2 separate regions of the Homo sapiens genome follow, and region 1 is linked to region 2. The links are chromatin loops, found by intact Hi-C in ENCODE. Cell type or tissue: heart left ventricle. All regions are shown on one strand. Each heading gives the region's core, and the rest is flanking DNA. Links, peaks and the distances in the headings are about the cores only. Region 1 overlaps ZNF668 (zinc finger protein 668). Region 2 overlaps STX1B (syntaxin 1B).

The links. Hi-C counts contacts between places; a loop is a spot of excess contacts. Peaks named below come from ENCODE experiments on the same cell type or tissue, not always from the same donor. Only the 100,000 strongest peaks of a DNase experiment are listed, where the experiment ranks them.
Region 1: a loop joins it to region 2, with 2.1 times the contacts of the local background. A loop is called at or near these places in 41 of 110 quality-filtered maps.

Annotation. Positions count from the first base shown.
Region 1 is chr16:31,061,614-31,068,785 of GRCh38, reverse strand. It overlaps ZNF668 (zinc finger protein 668), which reads left to right. Exons shown (of 3, transcript NM_024706.5): 2 at 4,305-4,973; 3 at 6,506-7,172. The coding sequence starts at 4,327. Among named protein-coding and RNA genes, the nearest start is that of ZNF668, 9.0 kb to the left of the region's middle. RefSeq lists enhancers at 3,881-4,508, 4,509-5,136. In heart left ventricle, for the core only: no CTCF peak of the experiment used is centred there; DNase peaks (open chromatin) are centred at 3,690 and 4,675; H3K27ac peaks cover 1,735 bases.
Region 2 is chr16:30,993,712-31,000,883 of GRCh38, reverse strand. It overlaps STX1B (syntaxin 1B), which reads left to right. Exons shown (of 10, transcript NM_052874.5): 5 at 3,309-3,382; 6 at 3,825-3,933; 7 at 4,128-4,201. Among named protein-coding and RNA genes, the nearest start is that of HSD3B7, 12 kb to the right of the region's middle. RefSeq lists enhancers at 1-397, 5,350-5,439, 5,450-5,509 and a silencer at 3,440-3,509. In heart left ventricle, for the core only: no CTCF peak of the experiment used is centred there; a DNase peak (open chromatin) is centred at 3,503; H3K4me3 peaks cover 1,896 bases; H3K27ac peaks cover 1,186 bases.

The DNA of each region.
Region 1 (7,172 bases), core at 1,374-5,373, 68 kb before region 2:
ATAAAATAAAAATTAGCCAGGCATGATGGTGCATGCCTGTAGTCCCAGCTACTTGGGAGGCTGAAGTGGGAGGATTGCTTGAGTCTGGGAAGTCAAGGCTGCAGTAAGCCATGACTGCACCACTGCACTCCAGCCTGAGCGACAGAGTGAGATCTTGTTTCAAAACCAAACAAACAAAAGTATTGGCTGGAATGATCCAGAGTGTATTTAAAATACAGATTCCTGAGGCCTACCTCAAGCTCTTTAATAAAAAAAAAAAAAAAAGTCTGGGCGTGGTGGCTCTCGCCTGTAATCCCAGCACTTTGGGAGGCCGAGGCGGTCGGATCACGAGGTCAGGAGATTGAGACCATCCTGGCTAACACAGTGAAACCCCGTCTCTACTAAAAATACAAAAAACTAGCCAGGTGTGGTGGCAGGTGCCTGTAGTCCCAGCTACTCAGGAGGCGGAGGTTGCAGTGAACCAAGATCGCGCCACTGCACTCCAGCCTGGGCAACAGAGTAAGACTCCATCTCAAAAATTATATATATATATATATATATATATATTTTTTTTTTTTTTTTTTTTAATGGTGGGATGTTAGACAGAGACCTAGCCTACCTGGCCTCTTTGTGTAGCTGGGCGCATGCTGAGACCAACCTGGCACTCCCCTACCTTTTCCCCTGGGAAGTGCCATGGGAGGAGGGATTTCCCCTCCAGCTACCTGGTGTCTAACTCACAGATAGGAAGGCTGAGACCCAGAGCTGGCAAGAGGCAGTAGAAGGGCCAGAGCTCAGAACCACTGGGTCAAGCCCTCTGAGAGGGAAGCAGAGACATAAAGGGTGCCGGCCAGGGTCTCAGGGCAGTTCTGCAAGGATGAGAGAAGACACAGGTATGACCTGAGCTCAGGGTTCTGGTCACTGTGGGGCTGGCGGAGGCAGCAGACAAGCGTAAGAGGCCCCAGACCACTGAGCAAGACCCCAGCAACTTAAGGCAAATTAAACACCTGGACTGAAGTCCCAGCTGCTTAGGTTACCCATTGTGGGACCATGGGCAAGTCACTTAACTCTTGGAACCTCGATTTATTCCTCTGTAAAGTAGGGACAAGAATCCCTATCTCAGAAAGGTATAAGACATTAAATTAAATAAACCAGCACACCCAGCAATGTGTCTGGCTCTAAGAAGACGCTTTGATAATTGAGGACAGTAATTATTTTTGACTCATTCATTCCTCACCCAACTCTGTCAGGTAAGTACTGTCATTATCTCCATTTTTCAGATTAGAAAACTGAGGTTCTAAGACATGCAGTACATTACACACGGTCACATCAGCTGGGAAGTGATGGAGGCAAAATCTGAAGCCAGACAGTTTGGCTTCAGGGACTGGGCACTTAACAAAATACTGAACCATTTCTCTGGACCTTGGTTCCCTTATCTGTGAAAATGGAATAATAGAACTTTCCTCATGGGGTTGCCATGAAGGGTAACTGAGCTAATACACATAAGGAGTTTAGGATACTGCCTGGTATTTGGCGAGTGCTCAGTAAATGTGAACTATCTTTTTTATCATTTATTTATTTATTTATTTTTGAGATGGGGTCTCACTCTGTTGCCAGGCTGGAGTGCAGTGGCACCATCTTGGCTTACTGCAACCTCAGTCTCCTTAGGCTCAAGCATTTCTCCTACCTCAGCCTTCTGGAGTAGCTGGGAGTACAGGCATGCTCCACCATGCCTGGCTAATTTTTGTATTTTTTGTAGAAATGGGATTTTGCTATATCGCCCAGGCTGGTCTTGAACTCCTGGGCTCAAGGGATCCACCCGCCTTGTCTTGAACTCCTGGGCTCAAGCGATCCACCCGCCTTGGTCTCCCAAAGTGCTAGTGTGAGCCACTGAACCTGGCCCAAGCTATCATTTTTATTAAGGAGGAACATTATCAGGCAGACTCTCCAGAAACCGTCTGGAAGAGGTAGTGAGTACCTCATCCAGAAATAGGGAGGGATCCCTTGGAAACTGTAGGAAGAATTCAAGTCATCAGAAAGGTTAGAATTCAGTCCCTTTAACTTATCTTCAAGCCCCAGGATTGATTATTGATTGATTGATTGATTGAGACAGTGTCTTGCCCTGTCTCCCAGGCTGGAGTGCAGTGGTACAGCCTTGAACTCCTGGGCTCAAGCAGTCCTCCCACCCCAGCCTCTCAAGTAGGCAGTACTACAGGCACATGCCACCACATCTGCTAATTTTTATTTTTAGTAGAGATGGGGTCTCACCAGGTTGCCCAGGCTGGAGCGCAGTGGTACGATCATAGTTCCCTGCAGCCTCGAACCCCTGGGTTCACAGGATCCTCCCGCCTCAGCCTCCCACGTAGCTGGGACTTAAGGCGCATGCCACCACACCTGGCTAAGCCCTAGGATTTAGTGGGAAAAGTGAAATAACCAAGTGAGAATAAGATGGAGTTTTGTGGGATTGGGGCCAAACCCAAAGGGGAGATGCTTGAGGATCCTCCTGGTGGAAGTGGGGCTCCAGTGAAGGACTTGTCAGATTTGGAACAAGCAGGAAGGACCTGGGGATTTGCATGGTGTGGTGGAAGCCATGGAAAGTTCTTGAGCAGGGAACAGGAAACATCATTCATTACTTTTGGGAGAAGACCGGCTGCATGGGGTTGGGGAGGGAGGGCAGCGTGCAGGCCTGAGGCCGGGATTTCAGGCAGAAGGGTGCTGACTTTAAGGATGTGGCCCTTGCCACGCGTCAGGGGCTCCTGTGTCCTCCCTGGGTCAACCAGGTAAGCTGCTTCTCCCGCCCTTTCCTGGCATAAGGGGCCCTGAGTCTCTGTATTTCCCCTAGCACCCTCGTGGCTCAGCTCAGTTTCCTCCTCCTGAACCCCAGTGTCATAACTTAGAAGCCACCAACCCCTAACGTGTCCAGATGAGGAAATAGTCTTTTTATTTTTTTTTTTTTGAGACGGAGTCTTGCTCTGTCGCCCAGGCTGGAGTGCGGTGGCACGATCTTGGCTCACTGCAAGCTCCGCCTCCCAGGTTCACACCATTCTCCTGCCTCAGCCTCCCGAGTAGCTGGGACTACAGGCGCCCGCCACCACGCCCGGCTAATTTTTTTGTATTTTCAGTAGAGACGGGGTTTCACTGTGTTAGCCAGGATGGTCTCGGTCTCCTGACCTCGTGATCCGCCCCCCTCGGCCTCCCAAAGTGCTGGGATTACAGGCGTGAGCCACCACGCCCAGCCGGGCGGAAATAGTCTTATAAACAACACTCATTTCACTGAGGTCTCATAGTAATCCACAGGGCTGCAAGTAGAACGTAGGCCCCCTAGCCTCTGGGCACACCTGGCTCCCTGCAGCCCCCACTCCTCAGACCCCTTCCCCCAGCAGCAGCTGCTGAGCACTCCTTAAGTGGATCTGCCATAATCCTCTTCCCTTCATCCCCCAGGGAGGATGAGCTGGTGTTAAGACTAATACAGCCATTAATCCTGTTTCCTCCCAACCATGATCCCCAGGAGCAGCTGGGTGGAGGGCGTCTGGGTTCTGGACCAGAAAGTAGGGATCTCAGCTAGAGCTGGTATCCCAGGAGGCCATGTTAGATCAGATACATCAGTTATGACTCAGAAAGAGGCTTCCAGCTGCTAGCAATGGCTCAGGCTGCCTTGAGTGATTCTCCATTACCAGAGTTGTGGGAACAGGCCAACAAGATTCCAGAGCAGAGAGTGGACAGATTCCAGTCTGGGGCGGAGGCCCGTACAGCTGTGCAAGGCCAGAATTCTGTGTGAACAGTTGCTGTCTCTGAGGACTAACCATCCAGAGGAGGAAAGAAAACACAAATGCTGGGGACCTGTCACTTCCAGACAGTGCCAGCTACCAGATTTAGCCCATTGGCTCAGCCCTTTTCTGGTCCCAGGTCTGTCTTTTCTGGGCGCTTGGAGACCTTCAGGCCAGGCCCACGTCTGGGTACACTCTTTATCCTGGCATAGTTCTTGGACACTGAGCTGAAGAAGGAAGATGGTGAGACAGATGGAACCTGGGCCTCTGGGAATGCCACAGTGTTTGGAAAAGCCCGTTGGGGGCGGGGGGGGACGTGTAGGTGAATCTTTTGTGACCCTCAGCCTCCTTTCTTAGTGGCTCTGCGGACACTTGGTCCAACTCCTTTCTTCAATGAGCAGATCAGGGAGGAAACGAACGCAGGATGTCAGAGCCAGGAATGCTGGGCAGGAAGGATGTGTGGGTTCCGAGGTGAGAAATGCAGATGAGATAGGGTTCTCTCTGAGGCTTTCAGGAGTGGCGAAGGTATGTGGCTTTGGTCTAACTTTGCTTCTCTTGCAGAGAAACCCCGTTCACCAAGGCCATGGAAGTGGAGGCTGCAGAGGCCCGGTCCCCAGCCCCCGGCTACAAGCGCTCGGGCCGCCGCTACAAGTGCCTGTCCTGTACCAAGACATTTCCAAACGCGCCCAGGGCAGCGCGCCACGCTGCCACACATGGGCCGGCAGACTGCTCTGAAGAGGTGGCCGAGGTGAAGCCAAAGCCAGAGACAGAAGCTAAGGCAGAGGAAGCCAGTGGGGAGAAGGTGTCAGGCTCCGCGGCCAAGCCTAGGCCCTATGCGTGTCCGCTATGCCCCAAGGCCTACAAGACGGCACCCGAGCTGCGCAGCCACGGGCGCAGCCACACGGGGGAGAAGCCCTTTCCGTGCCCCGAGTGCGGCCGCCGCTTCATGCAGCCCGTGTGCCTGCGCGTGCACCTGGCCTCGCACGCTGGCGAACTGCCCTTCCGCTGTGCGCACTGCCCGAAGGCCTATGGCGCGCTCTCCAAGCTCAAGATCCACCAGCGTGGCCACACAGGCGAGCGGCCTTACGCCTGCGCCGACTGCGGCAAGAGCTTTGCTGACCCTTCAGTGTTCCGCAAGCACCGGCGTACTCACGCTGGCCTGCGGCCCTACAGCTGTGAGCGTTGCGGCAAAGCCTATGCGGAGCTCAAGGACCTCCGCAACCATGAGCGGTGAGGGTGCCTTCCGGGGCAGGGCGCCTTCCGGGGCAGGGCGACAGCGTTGCTGCAGCCAATGGGGCCTGGGTTTGAGTCTCAGGGTAAAGTGAGCCAATGGGAAGGTGGGCATGGCAGATCCAAGGGGAGGGGCTAGGCATGTGGGAGAAATTGGTGCCCCTGATTGGGCAGAGGTGGCAACCACCTTGAGGTTGATCTCTGAGAATGGGATTGGGTCAGATTGGCCTCCGTTGTAGGCCAGCTGGAAAGGGGGCGGGGTTTGGAGTTGGGCAGTTCTGAGGGTCTTTTGTGGAGACCAGGAGGTGTGAGTGGGGCCTGGTTTGTCTAGGTCATTTTTTTTTTTCTTTTTCTCAGCCTCTACATTAATGACATGTTTCTAGGCTGGGCACAATAGCTCACGCCTATAATTCCAGCACTTTGGGAGGCTGAGGCAGGAGGATTGCTTGAGCCCAAGAGTTCAAGACCAGCCTGGGCAACACAGCAAGCCTCGTCTCTATAAAAATAAAAAAATTACCCGAGCGTGGGGATGTACACTTCTAGTCCCGGGTACTTGGGAGGATAAGGTGGGAGGATGGCCTGAGCCTGGGAGGTCGAGGCTGCAGTGAGCTATGGTCAGGCCACTGCATTCCAGCCTGGGGAACAGGAAAAAAAAGGCGGAGGACACGTATCTTGGTTTTCTGTTTTGTTTTGTTTTGTTTTTGTTTGTTTGTTTTTTGAGACGGAGTTTTGATCTTGTTGCCCAGGCTAGAGTGCAATGGCGCGATCTCGGCTCACCGCAACCTCCGCCTCCCGGGTTCAAGCGATTCTCCTGCCTCAGCCTTCCGAGTAGCTGGGATTACAGGCATGCGCCACCATGCCCGGCTAATTTTGTATTTTTAGTAGAGACGGGGTTTCTCCGTTTTGGTCACACTGGTCTTGAACTCCTGACCTCAGGTGATCCGCCCGCCTCGGCCTCCCAAAGTGCTGGGATTACAGGCGTGAGCCACCGCGCCTGGCCATGTCTTGGTCTTTTTTTTTTTTCTTTTTCTTTTTTTTTTTTTTTTTTTGAGACGGAGTCTCGCTCTGCCGCCCAGGCTGGAGTGCAGTGGCAAGATCTCGGCTCACTGCAAGCTCCGCCTCCCGGGTTCACGCCATTCTCCTGCCTCAGCCTCCCGAGTAGCTGGGACTACATGCACCCACCACCACGCCTGGCTAATTTTTTATAGTTTTAGTAGAGACGGGGTTTCACCGTGTTAGCCGGGATGGTCTCGATCTCCTGACCTCGGCCTCCCAAAGTGCTGGAATTACAGGCGTGAGCCACCGCGCCCGGCCCATATCTTGGTCTTTAATGTGCAGAGACAGGTCTTTGGAATAGAGACACCCAGCCAGCCTGAAGGCTTCTTCCTCTGGGGTGCAGCCATGTGGCTCTTAGGGGATTAAGCCTAGGCCCCCACGAACGTTTGGGGAGCCCCTAAAGTACAGCCCAGACAGGCAGTGGGGTCACGTTATGGGTCTGTCGCCTTCATGCCAAGTCCTCCACACCCCCGCAGGTCCCACACCGGCGAGCGCCCCTTCCTCTGCTCCGAGTGCGGGAAGAGCTTCTCCCGCTCATCCTCGCTCACGTGCCACCAGCGCATCCACGCGGCACAGAAGCCCTACCGCTGCCCGGCCTGCGGCAAGGGCTTCACGCAGCTCAGTTCCTACCAGAGCCACGAGCGCACGCACTCGGGGGAGAAGCCCTTCCTGTGCCCGCGCTGCGGCCGCATGTTCTCCGACCCCTCGAGCTTCCGTCGCCACCAGCGCGCCCATGAAGGGGTGAAGCCATACCACTGCGAGAAGTGCGGCAAGGACTTCCGGCAGCCGGCGGACCTGGCCATGCACCGGCGTGTGCACACAGGCGACCGGCCGTTCAAGTGCCTGCAATGTGACAAGACGTTCGTGGCGTCCTGGGACCTCAAGCGGCACGCGCTGGTGCACTCTGGCCAGCGGCCCTTCCGCTGTGAGGAGTGCGGGCGAGCCTTCGCCGAGCGTGCCAGCCTCACGAAGCATAGCCGGGTGCACTCGGGGGAGCGCCCCTTCCACTGTAACGCATGTGGGAAATCCTTTGTGGTGTCGTCGAGCCTGAGGAAGCACGAGCGGACCCATCGAAGCAGTGAGGCCGCGGGTGTGCCCCCTGCACAGGAGCTGGTGGTGGGGTTGGCGCTGCCTGTGGGCGTG
Region 2 (7,172 bases), core at 1,616-5,615:
TGGAGCATGGTGGCTCAGGCCTTTGGGAGGGCGAGGCGGGGCCAATTGCTCAATCCCAGGAGTTCAACACCAGCCTGGGCAACATGGCAAAACTCTGTCTCTACAAAAAATACAAAAATTAGCTGGGCCAGTTTGGGAGGCCGAGGCGGGTGAATCACGAGGTCCGGAGTTCAAGACCAGCCTGGCCAAGATGGTGAAACCCCATCTCTACTAAAAGCACAAAAATTAGCTGGGTGTGGTGGCGGGCGCCTGTAATCCCAGCTACTCAGGAGGCTGAGGCAGAGAATTGCTTGAACCCGGGAGGTGGAGGTTACAGTGAGCTGAGATCGCGCCACTGCACTACAGTCTGGGTGACAGAGAGAGACTCTGTTTCAAAAAAAAAAAATTAGCTGGGCATGGTAGTACGTGCCTCTGTTCCAACTACTTGGGAGGCTGAGGCACAAGAATCGCTTGAGCCCAGGGGGTCGAGGCTGCAGTGAGCCGAGATCATGCTGCTGTACTCCAGCCTGGGTTACAGATAGAGACCCTGTCTCAAACAAAAAAAAAAAAAACAAAAAACAAACAAACAAAAAAAAAGGGACTGGGCGTGGTAGCTCATGCCTATAATCCCAGAACTTTGGGAGGCCAAGGTGGGTGGATCACCTGAGGTTAGGAGTTCAAAATCCTAACCAAATCCTGGCCAAAATGGTGAAACCCCATCTGTACTAAAAATACAAAAATTATCCGGGCATGGTGGCAGGCGCCTGTAATCCCAGCCACTTGGGAGGCTGAGGCAGGGGAATCACTTGAACCCGGGAGGCAGAGGTTGCAGTGAGCCGAGATCGCGCCACTGCACTCCAGCCTGGGTGACAGAGCAAGACTCTTTCTCAAAAAAAAAAAAAAAGAACTTTGCCATCCATTGAGCAAAACAGGCCTTTCTCTAAGGAATTTCTACAAAGTTCCAGGAGCCAGATTATTAAACAGTCAGAAAGCACAAAACCCCAGCTTTCCCCCTTGCTCCAGTTCTTTGGAGAAAGATATATGATAGGAAATGAGGGAAAGGAGACTGTCTAAATTGCATCTGAGCCCTGCTGGTTCCACCAGCATGAAGGTTCACCAGAAAAAGGTGATCTTCCGAGTGGCTTCGATTTCATTAAGTCCTCATCTCTCCTGAGCAGGCCCCCGGCATGGCACAGAGCACCCAGTGGGTGGGCCCAGCAAATGCCTCTGAATCGGTATCCTTGGCTCAGGACAGATTGGACTTGTGTGGCTGACATCAGGGGCTGGCGAGCTTTCAAGAGGGACTTGCCAAATGTTCATTTATTCACTCTAATTTAAGGACTTGGGTGCTGGTAATAACCACCTTCCCCCAAAGCACCGTGGGTTGGGAACCTCCTTGTCTGCTCATACCAGGGAAATAGCAGTGTTACTGGCATGCTGTTTTGCATGCTCCTGGTAAGTCAGTATCAGAAAACATATGCTGAGCACCTCCAATGTCCGAGGCACATTGCTAGGCTTTGGGGAAGAGGAGCTATATCAGCTACCTGGCCTGGAGAACACTGACCTTGGCCCAGAGAGAGAAGGGTAGTAACTCCATGCCCTCTGGACTGGAGGGGAGGCCATATGTGAGCCTCAGATGTGGATTTGTAAAAACAAGCCCTTTGTACTCAGGAGAGTCTGCTGGATGGAAACTGTCTGAATCTGGGAGCATGTTAAGTGCAAATCCAGGCAGACAGAGTCTAACCTCCACCATCAGCTCACCCTGGACAAGTCCCCTACTCTCAGCTTCCTTATCAGTACAGTAAGACAAATGAAAGCAATTTCAAAATTAGCTTGTTTTGGGGGTGGGGGGTGGAGGGCATCAAAATACTTTTTTTTCCAAAGTCATACAAAGAATCCCAATATATAAAACATAAAAGTCAGGTTGTTCTAGCTGAGCTGGAGCTGGGAGCACCTACCTGCCTGACCTCTCTTCATTCTCTGCAACAGCCCCTGAAATTCCTTCTCAGAAACAAGGTTCCTGCTGGCAGTTTAAAATCCCCTGGGCTCAATGGTTTCTCTAGGTCCATCAAGCCTTGACCTTGAACACTCTCTGTAAGACCCTGGGGAGGGCTCTGTGGGTGAGGGGTTCAGGAATAGACCAAGAAAGAAGCTGGAAAAGTGGCCGTGGTTTAGAGAAGCTGACCTTTCAGACCTCCAGGAAAGGAGAGAGGATTCTCTTAGTCCTCTTCCAGCTGGTGGCATGAGCTCAGGCTTTGGGTGTGACCTTGAGTGAGTGGTTTTGCCCACTGGAAACTGAGTTTCTAGTCTAAAACATGAGCTGATATCACTGAACTCCCAGGAATGTTGTAAAAAGTCAATGAGATCCTGTAAGAGACCCCTCCCTCCGGACTTGACCCCAGCCCCAAGGCTGACAGTCGGGCCCCAATCTGGGCCAGCCGATTCCAATATCCCTGGGCCATGTGTTGCTGAGCCAGAGCTGTCACTCAATCGGGGGAGCCTTGGGGTGCCATCCGGCCCCGTACCTCCCCCACTGCCAACAGAACGGAGGAGTGAGGCTCTTAGGAATGGCCTGGAGGCTGGTGAGGTCTGAGAGGGCCGGTGATTCATCCCTGCTGCATTTTCTGATCTCACCGAGGTAGATTTTGCCACAATCTCTTTTTTAGAAAATCGGAACGATAGTGTCAGGAGTGCTTGATCCAGAAGCAGGAATCTCAGTTAATCTGTGCACTTTTCCAGAACGTCCTTCAGAAGTGGGAATTCCCGGATCGGGGATCACCTTACAGGGCAGGGAGAGGGCTGCTTTCTCCCTTGGAATATCCATGTGTTTGCCCTTGAATTCCCCTGGGAAAGAGGGGCCACTAGAACCTGATCCACCTGGAGGTGACTGCCTTCCATCAGAAAAAAGGCAGGCTGTGTTCTTGCCCCCTGTCCAGAGGCTGTAGGAAGTAGGGAGCACCCCACATACATGGCCCCTTCACGCGGGCTGGGCCGGCACGCCCTCATGGAGTTGGACAGGAATTACCACTGATGGGACTTTCCAAGACCCAGTTCTGCCACTAGAACAAATAGCCCCCTTCTGTCTGGTGACCCTCTGACCCTCAGTATCCCTTCCTGCCTGCCTTCGGAACCCCCTCAAACGTCTGTTCGTCTGTTTATCTGCTGGCTCCTAACACCACCCTGGGGCACCGCTGCCCGCAACTCGCCCTGGGGATGACGTTTCTCCCCGGGCCTGGCGCTGCCGCGGGGTGTTGACCATTCGTACGCCCCGGACCCTCGCCCCATGTGCCCCGGGTCTCCCGCCCATCGCTGCGCCCTCTCTCCCGCAGCGATCGAGCAAAGCATTGAACAGGAGGAGGGGCTGAACCGTTCCTCCGCGGACCTGCGCATCCGCAAGACCCAGGTAGGAGGCGGCAGCCCATTGGGGGTCGGGTCGGGACCCAGCTCGGGAGGAGCCCAGGCTGGAGGCCGGCGGGCCAGGGCCAAGCACCGGCGGGGGCGTGGTCAGGGAGGGCTGGGGCGGGGCTCTGGGGGCGAGGCTAGAGCGGGCGGGGCCCTGGGCGGGGCTCTCGGGGAGGGCGGGGTCGAGCCGCATCTCAGCGCAGTAGCAGTGTCTCTAGCTGGTGTTGGCCTAAGATGGGGGTGCCGGGCGGGTAGGGAACCATGAACTTGTCAGGGTTTGGGATCGCGGCCAGAGCTGAAGAAGGGACCGTAAACTAATTCAGCGCTTCCTCCTTATTCCGCCCATGCACTGCCTCCTCACCTGCCTCGGTCTCTGCTCCCTGACTCCCTCCCTGATCCCTGACTACCTCCCTGATCCGTCTGTCCCCCCACCCCCACCGTAGCACTCCACACTGTCCCGGAAGTTCGTGGAGGTAATGACCGAATATAACGCGACCCAGTCCAAGTACCGGGACCGCTGCAAGGACCGGATCCAGCGGCAACTGGAGATCAGTGCGTGTGCCCCCCACCCCAGGACCCCGAACTCCTTGAGGCTGCCCAAGCCCCCTTCCAGGCATTTCCTCTCTGGAGGGGGCCCCTGGCTTAAGGCGGCGTGGGAGGGTGGGCCCCAGGTCCCCGCCCCATCACCCCACCTCAGGCCCCCAGGCTGTCCCAGCCCCCGAGCAGGGAGTCCTTTCTTCCCGCAGCTGGAAGGACCACCACCAACGAAGAACTGGAAGACATGCTGGAGAGCGGGAAGCTGGCCATCTTCACAGATGACGTGAGCCGCGGGTGGGGCGGGCTCTGCTTTTGGAAAATTTTTGCCTCCCCTCCCTAAGTTCAGGTTGAACTAAGGTCCTAAGTCCACCCTGGAAAAATGAGCAGCGGGAAGCCTGAGCCGGGAACTGGGGAATTCCATGGGAGCGGAGCAGGAAGGCACCCCCATCAGATGACGGAGTCGTTCGTGTGCCAGGCACTGTTCTAAGCACTTTCCATCTTCACATTCACCCACCAACTCATTTAATACTCACACATCCCCTTCGAGGAAACCCCATTTCACAGATGAGGAAAACTGGCCCAGAGAGATGAAATCACTTGGCAAGATCTCAGAGCGAGGGAGAGGGCCAGGACTTGAATCCTGTCTAGTTTCAGAGTCAGAACTCTCGAGCCCTAGGATACACGACATACTCTGCTACTGAAGCAAGTCGTTTCACCAGAGAACTGATTTGCCTACATTAAAAGAAATTTTTTTTAATTAAAAAAAACTTTTTTTCTTTTTTTTTTCTTCAAGACGGAGTTTTGCTCTTGTCACCCATGCTGGAGTACAGTGGCGAGATTTCAGCTCACTGCAACCTCCGCCTCCTGTGTTCAAGCGATTCTCCTGCCCCAGCCTCCCGAGTAGCTGGGATTACAGGCGCCCACCACTCGGCCTAAAAAAACCTTTTTTTGTAGAGATGGGGGGTCTTCCTCTGTTGCCCAGGCTGGTCTCAAACTTCTGGGCTCGAATAATCTGCCTGCCTCAGCCTCCCAAAGTGCTGGGATTACAGACGTGAACCACCGAATCCAGCCTAATTTGCCTACATTTTGAATATTTTTTTTAAAACAAGTTTTAGTTTTGCTTAGGTTTTGTCCCCTGTGCTGCCCTTGTCCTTTTACATATGAAAGGATGGGCTGGCCGGGCCCAGTGGCTCATGCCTGTAATCCCAGCACTTTGGGAGGCCAAGGCAGGTAGATCACCTGAGGTCAGGAGTTCGAGACCAGCCTGGCCAACATGGCAAAACTCTGTCTCTATTAAAAATACAAAAATTAGCCGGGCATGGTGGCACGTGCCTGTAATCCCAGCTACTAGGGGGCTGAGGCAGGAGGATCACTTGAACCTGGGAGGCGGAGGTTGCAGTGAGCCGAGATCTTGCCACTGCACTCCGGCCTGGGCAACAGACTGACACTCTGTCTCTTAAAAAAAAAAAAAAGAAAGAAAGGATGGGCTTTCCCCGAACCTAGTTCTTGTTTCTCTCAGTGGACTTTTGCCCCGGCCTGCCCACTCCTGTCTCCGTTTCTGTTTCTGGTGGCAAAATGACTCTGGTTAAGGGTTCTAGACCAGGTTTAAAGGATGCGCTATGACTGTCTTAAAAGTTTTCAGCTCATTGTTATTTGGAGAACTGATCTTTGTTGAAAACGCATTGAGCAGCCCGGTGTGGTGGCTCACATCTGTAATCCCAGCATTTTGGGAGGCCAAGGAGGATGGAGGGCTTGAGCCCAGGAGTTCGTAGACCAGCCCGGGCAACAAAGTGAGACCCCCATCTCTACAAAAAAAATGTTTTTTTGATTTAAAAAACAATTTCTTTTAATGTAGGCAAATCAGTTCTATGGTGAAACCTGCTTTAATTAGCCAGGCATGGTGGCGTGTGCCTGTGGTCCCAGCTACTCGGGAGGCTAAGGTGGAAGGATTGCCTGAGTACAGGAGGTCAAGGCCGCAGTGAGCTATGATAGCACCACTGCACTCCAGCCTAGGTGACAGAGCAAGAACTTGTCTCAACAAAGAACAAAAACCAAAAAAAAAAAAAAAAAAAAGACGGGGAGACTGAACACTGTCCAAACAGCCATTGTATGATTTCGGCTTATAGAATGGTCATAGGATGAGCAGGAGATGAGGGGAGAGGGAGTCTGGGCCTTGACTGCTGAAGGGAAGGTGTGGAGCCTTGGGTAGTGGGGAGCCATGGCAGGCTGTAGAGCAGAGGAGTGGCTCAATGTGGTAAGAACAGTGAGTAATTTGGGAAGTGAGTCACCTGGCTGAGGCTGGGTGTTTGTGGAGAGGAGGCATATCTGACTGTGGGTCACGGTCTCTTCCCCACTGGCTTTCTTTTTTTTTTTTTTTCAGCATGGTCTCACTCTGTGGCCCATGTTGGAGTGAAGTGAAGCAATCATAGCTCACTGCAGCCTCGACCTCCTGGGGTCAGGCAATCCTTCTGCCTCAGTTTCCTGAGTAGCTGGGACCACAGGCGCCACCATGCCCAGCTAATTTCCTTTTTTTTTTTTTTTTTTGATAGAAACAAAGTCTCACTATGTTGCCCAGGCTGGCCTCAAATTCCTGGGCTCAAGTGATCCTCCTGCCTTGGCCTCCCAGAGTACTGGGGTTACAGGCCTCTCCCTACTGACTCTTTTTTTTTTTTTTGAGACGGAGTCTCGCTCTGTGGCTCAGGCTGGAGTGCAGTGGCGCAATCTCGGCTCACTGCAAGCTCCGCCTCCCGGGTTCACGCCATTCTCCTGCCTCAGACTCCCAAGTTGCTGAAACTACAGGCGCCCACCACCACACCCGGCTAATTTTTTGTATTTTTAGTAGAGACGGAGTTTCACCGCATTAGCCAGGATAGTCTTGGTCTGCTGACCTCGTGATCTGCCCGCTTCAGCCTCCCAAAGTTCTGGGATTACAGGCATGAGCTACCTACTGTGCCCAGCCCTGACTCTTTTTTTTTTTTTGAGATGGAATTTCACTCTTGTTGCCCAGGCTGGAGTGCAGTGGCGTGATCTCAGCTCACTGCAACCTCTGCCCCCCCGGGTTCAAGCAATTCTCCTGCCTCAGCCTCCTGAGTAGCTATGATTACAGGTGCCCACCACCACACCAGGCTAATTTTTATATTTTTAGTAGAGACGAGGTTTCGCCATGTTGGCCAGGCTGGTCTCAAACTTCTGACCTCAGGTGATCTACACACCTCCCAAAGTGCTGGGATTACAGGTGTGAGCCATCGTGCCTG